Linked DNA regions of Homo sapiens: region 2 is linked to region 1. A link is a contact called in ENCODE Hi-C or POLR2A ChIA-PET data. All regions are on one chromosome and are shown on one strand. The core of a region is the stretch at or near the end of the contact, and the rest is flanking DNA. Distances in the headings are between cores, read along the strand shown. Region 1 overlaps NR2F2 (nuclear receptor subfamily 2 group F member 2). Region 2 holds the start of LYSMD4 (LysM domain containing 4).

The links. Hi-C counts contacts between places; a loop is a spot of excess contacts on that map. ChIA-PET counts read pairs that join two places held with the same protein, here RNA polymerase II (POLR2A). Pooled maps may share reads with other maps.
Region 2: a pooled map shows a loop between it and region 1 (2.7-fold over the local background). The contact joins the promoter of LYSMD4 here to the enhancer-like site in region 1. A Hi-C loop is called at or near these places in 1 of 50 pooled maps. POLR2A ChIA-PET finds 5 or more read pairs at or near these places in 2 of 52 experiments (A549 and HepG2).

Annotation. Positions count from the first base shown.
Region 1 is chr15:96,335,865-96,338,564 of GRCh38, forward strand. It overlaps NR2F2 (nuclear receptor subfamily 2 group F member 2), which reads left to right. Exons shown (of 3, transcript NM_021005.4): 3 at 1,484-2,700. The coding sequence ends at 1,758. Among named protein-coding and RNA genes, the nearest start is that of MIR1469, 4.0 kb to the left of the region's middle. Within about 2 kb of position 1,332, at least 8 of the 41 ENCODE cell types and tissues checked have a DNase peak (open chromatin) inside an H3K27ac peak, as active enhancers do.
Region 2 is chr15:99,732,103-99,734,802 of GRCh38, forward strand. LYSMD4 (LysM domain containing 4) reads right to left here and starts at 1,335. Exons shown (of 3, transcript NM_001284417.2): 1 at 1,243-1,335. RefSeq lists silencers at 785-894, 935-1,664.

The DNA of each region.
Region 1 (2,700 bases), core at 82-2,581:
GCCACCCCAAATTCTGCCTTTGGAAGTCCTTAGGTAATCAATTAAAGGCCAGTGTCTGGGCAGGGAAGCTGTTTGCAGAGGTTTGGATAGGGATTATTTTTCTCGAGTGCCCCTCATACCTAGAACGTTTGCCTGCTGCAGATATACAGACAAGATATCTCCCTACCTCATAGCCACCTTCACCCCTGTCCCACAACCCAACACCCAGCCCACCTTCTTGGACGATGGAGGTAGTCGTTAATTTCTTGGTATCATTGCTAGCTCTTAGCCTTACCCTTGGTCTTTCAAGGAAAAAAAAATGCCTGATACTGTCGTTAACAGTTTAATTTATGACTATTTGCAAAATGTGGAGGCCTGTGTGGAGAATGCAAATCGCCTCACAAAGAGATAAAGGTTCCTGTTATCTGATTCAGAGGGAGACACACAGTTCCGAGGATGCCGAGGGAAGGAGTCCTGTGCAAACAGATCTTTTAGTTCCTGTCCACAGACACCTCTACATTCTGTAGACATGCAGAGTCCTAGATATACATATGAGGAGGTTGCATGTGTGTTCTGGTTCTTGGGGTGGAGGTGGTGGTGGAGATTTTCGAATATCTGTTTTAATGACTCACAATATGCATATGTTAACCCCAGTCTTGTATGGGGAGCCCTGAAAGGTCAGGTCACAACCTGAACCGCCTTTACCAAGAAGCTTCTCATTTCAAAGGCACTTACTGTATTTTCACGTATCAAAAAAGAAAAGTGTTTTCCTGAAGATAACAGGGAGGGGGGATGCTTCTCGGAGGGACCTGGGTTTTAAAAAATAAAGGGGGGTAGGAGAAAAAGGGAGAGAGAAGAAAAAGGGGGAAAAGAAACAGCTCAAATGAACAGAGAGATCACGGTTTGCATGGCTGCCCTTCAATAGGCTAAACTGACAAGATCAGTTTTAAAGGGCCACTTAAATCAGTTTCAAAGACTGGAGAAAAATGAGTCGCCCTCTTTGGGGGGAATCTGAGGCTGGATCGTGGACGCCATTACTCGGGACTGGGCCAGGTTGTCCACCCCCAACCCCCAACCCCTATATAATTATAAGCCAAACTATTATTTACAGAGGAGGAGGGGAGAGAGTGCTGGTAGTTTTGGTTTCTTCTGTTTACTGACTTGGGCCAGACAGACCCAATGCACTTTTGCTTGGGCCTCTCAATGACCCAGGCTAAGGACTCGGGCAGTGAAAGCCTGTAGCACACTGAGCTATGTTTTATTTTAAAGCAAACACTTCCTCAGGACCATCTCTTGCTCTTTCTTCCCCCACCCCGCCTCCCCCCCTTAAGTTTTCAGTACATAGACATTTGCTCCAACTCCGGTTGGGGCAGTTTGACAGAGCTCTGTGCACACACCTCATGTGACCCAATTCAAACCTCTTAATCTGATGACTGAATTCTTCTTCTTCTTCTTCTTCTTCTTTTTCTTCTTCTTCTTCTTCTGTTTTTAAACTTTCTTCCAGATGCCTGTGGTCTCTCTGATGTAGCCCATGTGGAAAGCTTGCAGGAAAAGTCTCAGTGTGCTTTGGAAGAATACGTTAGGAGCCAGTACCCCAACCAGCCGACGAGATTCGGAAAGCTTTTGCTTCGCCTCCCTTCCCTCCGCACCGTCTCCTCCTCAGTCATAGAGCAATTGTTTTTCGTCCGTTTGGTAGGTAAAACCCCCATCGAAACCCTCATCCGGGATATGTTACTGTCCGGCAGCAGTTTTAACTGGCCGTATATGGCAATTCAATAAATAAATAAAATAAGAAGGGGGAGTGAAACAGAGAAAGAAAAGGCAAAAGACTGGTTTGTTTGCTTAATTTCCTTCTGTTAAGAAAGGATATAAAAGGATGTTACAAGTTTGCTAAAAGAAGAGAGGGGAAGAATTTAATGGACTGTGAATTTCAAAAAAAAAAAAAAAGACTGTCAAATGAACTTTTACAGAATGCATTAAAAAAAAAAAAAAACTCCTGTGTCGGTCAGAACAACTTGCTACTTATCATTTTTGTATAAAAAGGAAATTAGTCTTTTTCTTTTTTTGGTAAATTTTTGAAAAATATTGCTAAAAGTGCATTTAAGGAGATTGGGAGACAATTAGCAGAATGGAGAAAGTAAGTCTTTTTTTTTTCCAAATTATTAATTGTCCTGTGTCTATGTACCTCTAGCTGTTCTTTTTTGTACTTTTCTGGTTCCAAACCAGTTTATTCTGTGGTTCTATAATAAGTTTTGATATAATCTTGGCTTCTTAAAAACTGTGTATCATTAAAATATATGTTCTGCAAGAATTAAAACTGAGTCCATGAAAATACCATAGGAAGACATAAAACTTTAAAAGGCAACTCAAAGATGATGGAAACGCACTTACAAGTGGTGACCAAAATTTTTAGGTGAAGTCGAGCACTCTAATTAGAGAACTGGAGGAACCACATATAACACTTAACTTCCCCTACCCTGCCCCTCCCCAAAAGAAACCATGACAAACCTAGCTTTTAAAAAATATTTTAAGAAAGAGAATGAACTGTGGAATTTATTGGCAGCCAAGGAATGTGTCCAAGACACATGCTGAGGTTTTGAATAAAAAGTGAACTTTTGTAATTTGAATTGGGTCCCGCTTAGTTCTTGAATTGTTATGAAAATCCTATATCTGTTTGTATATTTGCAAACCCTTTGTATTATAATTGTTGATATTTTCCCT
Region 2 (2,700 bases), core at 85-2,584, 3.4 Mb after region 1:
TTCCTAATCGCTGCAAATACTCAGCATACATCATCAACAGAAAAAAAAGAATGTGCTTATGCTGGCTGAGATGGAAGAAGATAGGCAGAATAAAAACCCTTTGTTTTTTCTAATCGCATACGTTTTGTGCAGAAAACGAACCCCGCCCCTGTTCCTCATCCATAGCTGTCTCCCCTAAACCCACATCTGTAAAGAAACAACTACTTTTGCTCTCAGAGTAGTAAGTTGAGATCCTTGCAATGGCAAGTAAGGGCTGCCGCCAGCCTCCGCGCACTCAGAATCTTCAACTCAGAAGCTTTGCACAATAATTTTGTATTCAATATTTTACACATTGCAAAGTATCTTCACTAAGAAGGTCAGCGCTAAGGACTCTTGCTCAGAACTGTGGGGCTAAACTGCTCTTACTTTGACACAGTTTAACTCACAGTATGTGGGGCAAGCTACGGGGAGAACTCATGCCTGTCAGCCGGAGAAAAGCGTCCAGTTTGCTCACGGGTCACTTTGCATTCATTACATCCCCATTGTCTGGTTTTTATTTTCCCCTTGAGTCAACAGCCAAAGCCGCAAGACCCCTGTTCCTCTCTCCAGATTGTTCGCGTGAGATTCCAGAAACGAAATCTCAAACACGCGGGCTGACAACTTCAGAAAAAGGTGGCTTCGGAGCCACAGGGGAGCAGCCCGTACGGGGACAGCCTGCGGCCCCAGCTCGACCCCCTACTCCCCGCCCACGCCTTCGAGGGTCACAGGCCCACACCCCGCTCCGCGCGCTCCTGAGCCTGCCCGGAGGCGGGAGGCGGCCGGCGGTCCTCGGGGGGTTGAGGGTCACCTGCAGGACCACGGCGGCAGCCCGGGGACGGGGCCAGCCTTCGCGTCCGAGCTCAGGGGCGGCGGCAGCAGCTCCAGGCCCGCTTCCCTCCAAGTCCCTTCTGCGAAAAGATGGGGCACCTCAACAAGAGCTGACAGGAAAATGGGGAGCGGCCCGGCCCCAGGGCTCCACGGCTCCACGGGCGGGGCCCTAACATTCCAGAGGGCAGAACCTCTGACCTCTGACCCCCAACCCTAGCCACCTGGGGCCAGCCCACGACAGTCGCGGTCACCGCCCCTCCAGCTGGAGCGTCCCCCTAGGAGCCCGGGGAGGGGCGGCCCGCCCGCGAACCCTCGAGCGAGGCCAGGTCGCCGTACCGCCATGAGCCCGCGCGGCTCCCTAGCCAGACCGCGGCCCCCTCGTCCAGGCCCCGGTACCTCAGCGCCCAGGCTCCGCCGCGACCGGCGACCGGCGACTCGCGACCCGCGACCCGCGACCCGCAGCTGCCACCGCGCCTGCGGATTGGCTACGAACATCAGCAGGGCCCCCCTGGGGGCGGGACTGGGGAGGCAGCCAATGAAGTCAGCGCTGGGCGGGCACTGGAGCGAGCCTGGCTGCGCGGAGAGCTCATCCCGGGACCACAGGGCCCGGGGCGGGGCTCGGGGCGGGGCTCGGGGCGGGGCTCGACAGGGTTCCACACCCCGGAAGTGGCCCTCGCCCCGCCCACCCGCCTACCAGGTCTACCCGCGCGGGCCCTGGCTTGTTTTCGCGTCTGTTCGGAGTAATAAGGCACCTCAGCTCCTCCCTCCCAAAGTGCTTGGCTTTCTGCTGAGCCGCAGCTTTCTCGCCCGTAAAGAGGCCTTTGACCCCACTTGTGGGTAATGATCTGTAGCTGTGACTCGGGGTGGATTCCAGTAGCGTGGGGTCCCCTGAGCCCTCCTGCGGGGAAGGGCTGGGCGCAGATGGGCGAGGGGTCTTTCTGCGGCGGGATCTGCGCTCCTGGGCCTTTGAGGGCCGCACCAGGGGAGGCATTGCCCCACCCCGAGAAGAAAACAGAAATCCACGAGTGTAAAACATGGATGCGGACAACAGGGACCAAGAAAACTTAAGTCGTGTTTATCAAATGTCAGGTGGCCGAGGATTTCTTAAGATGAAAAGTGGTGGAAGAATTCTCACACACTGGCCGGGCGCGGTGGCTCACGCCCGTAATCCCAGCACTTTGGGAGGCCGAGGCTGGTGGATCACGAGGTCAGGAGTTCGAGACCAGCCTGGCCAAGATGGTGAAACCCCGTCTCTACTAAAAAAATAAAAATAAAAAAAAATAAAAAAGTTAGCCGGGCATGGTGGCGGGCGCCTGTAATCCCAGCTACTCAGGAGGCTGAGACAGAGGATTGCTTGAACCCGGAGGCGGAGGTTGCAGTGAGCCGAGATCGTGCCACTGCACTCCAGCCTGGGCAACAGAGGGAGACTCCATCTCAAAAAAAAACAAAAACAAAAACCTCACACACTAAGGCACAAAGTTCAGAGCTTCTACTTAAAAAGGAAAACCAAAATTAAAAAGCAGATAACCTAGGGAAAATAAACTGAACACAACAAAGGATTAAAATCCTTCGCTGAGAGAGACTTCATATGAATAGGAAAGATGCTAAGACCTCAGCAGGTCTGAGGGAGACCTCAGAGAGACAGGAGCAGATAATTCAGCAAACAATGCAAATGGTCAACAGGTTGAAAATGTTTTTAACCCTCACTTGCAATCAGATTAAACAACAAAGCAAACATTAAAACAAGATCTCACAAACCTTTTCCCACTAATAGGATTTGACTGTGTCCACACCCAAAACTCATCTTGAATTGTAGCTCCCACAGTTTCCACCTGTTGTGGGAGGGACCTGGTG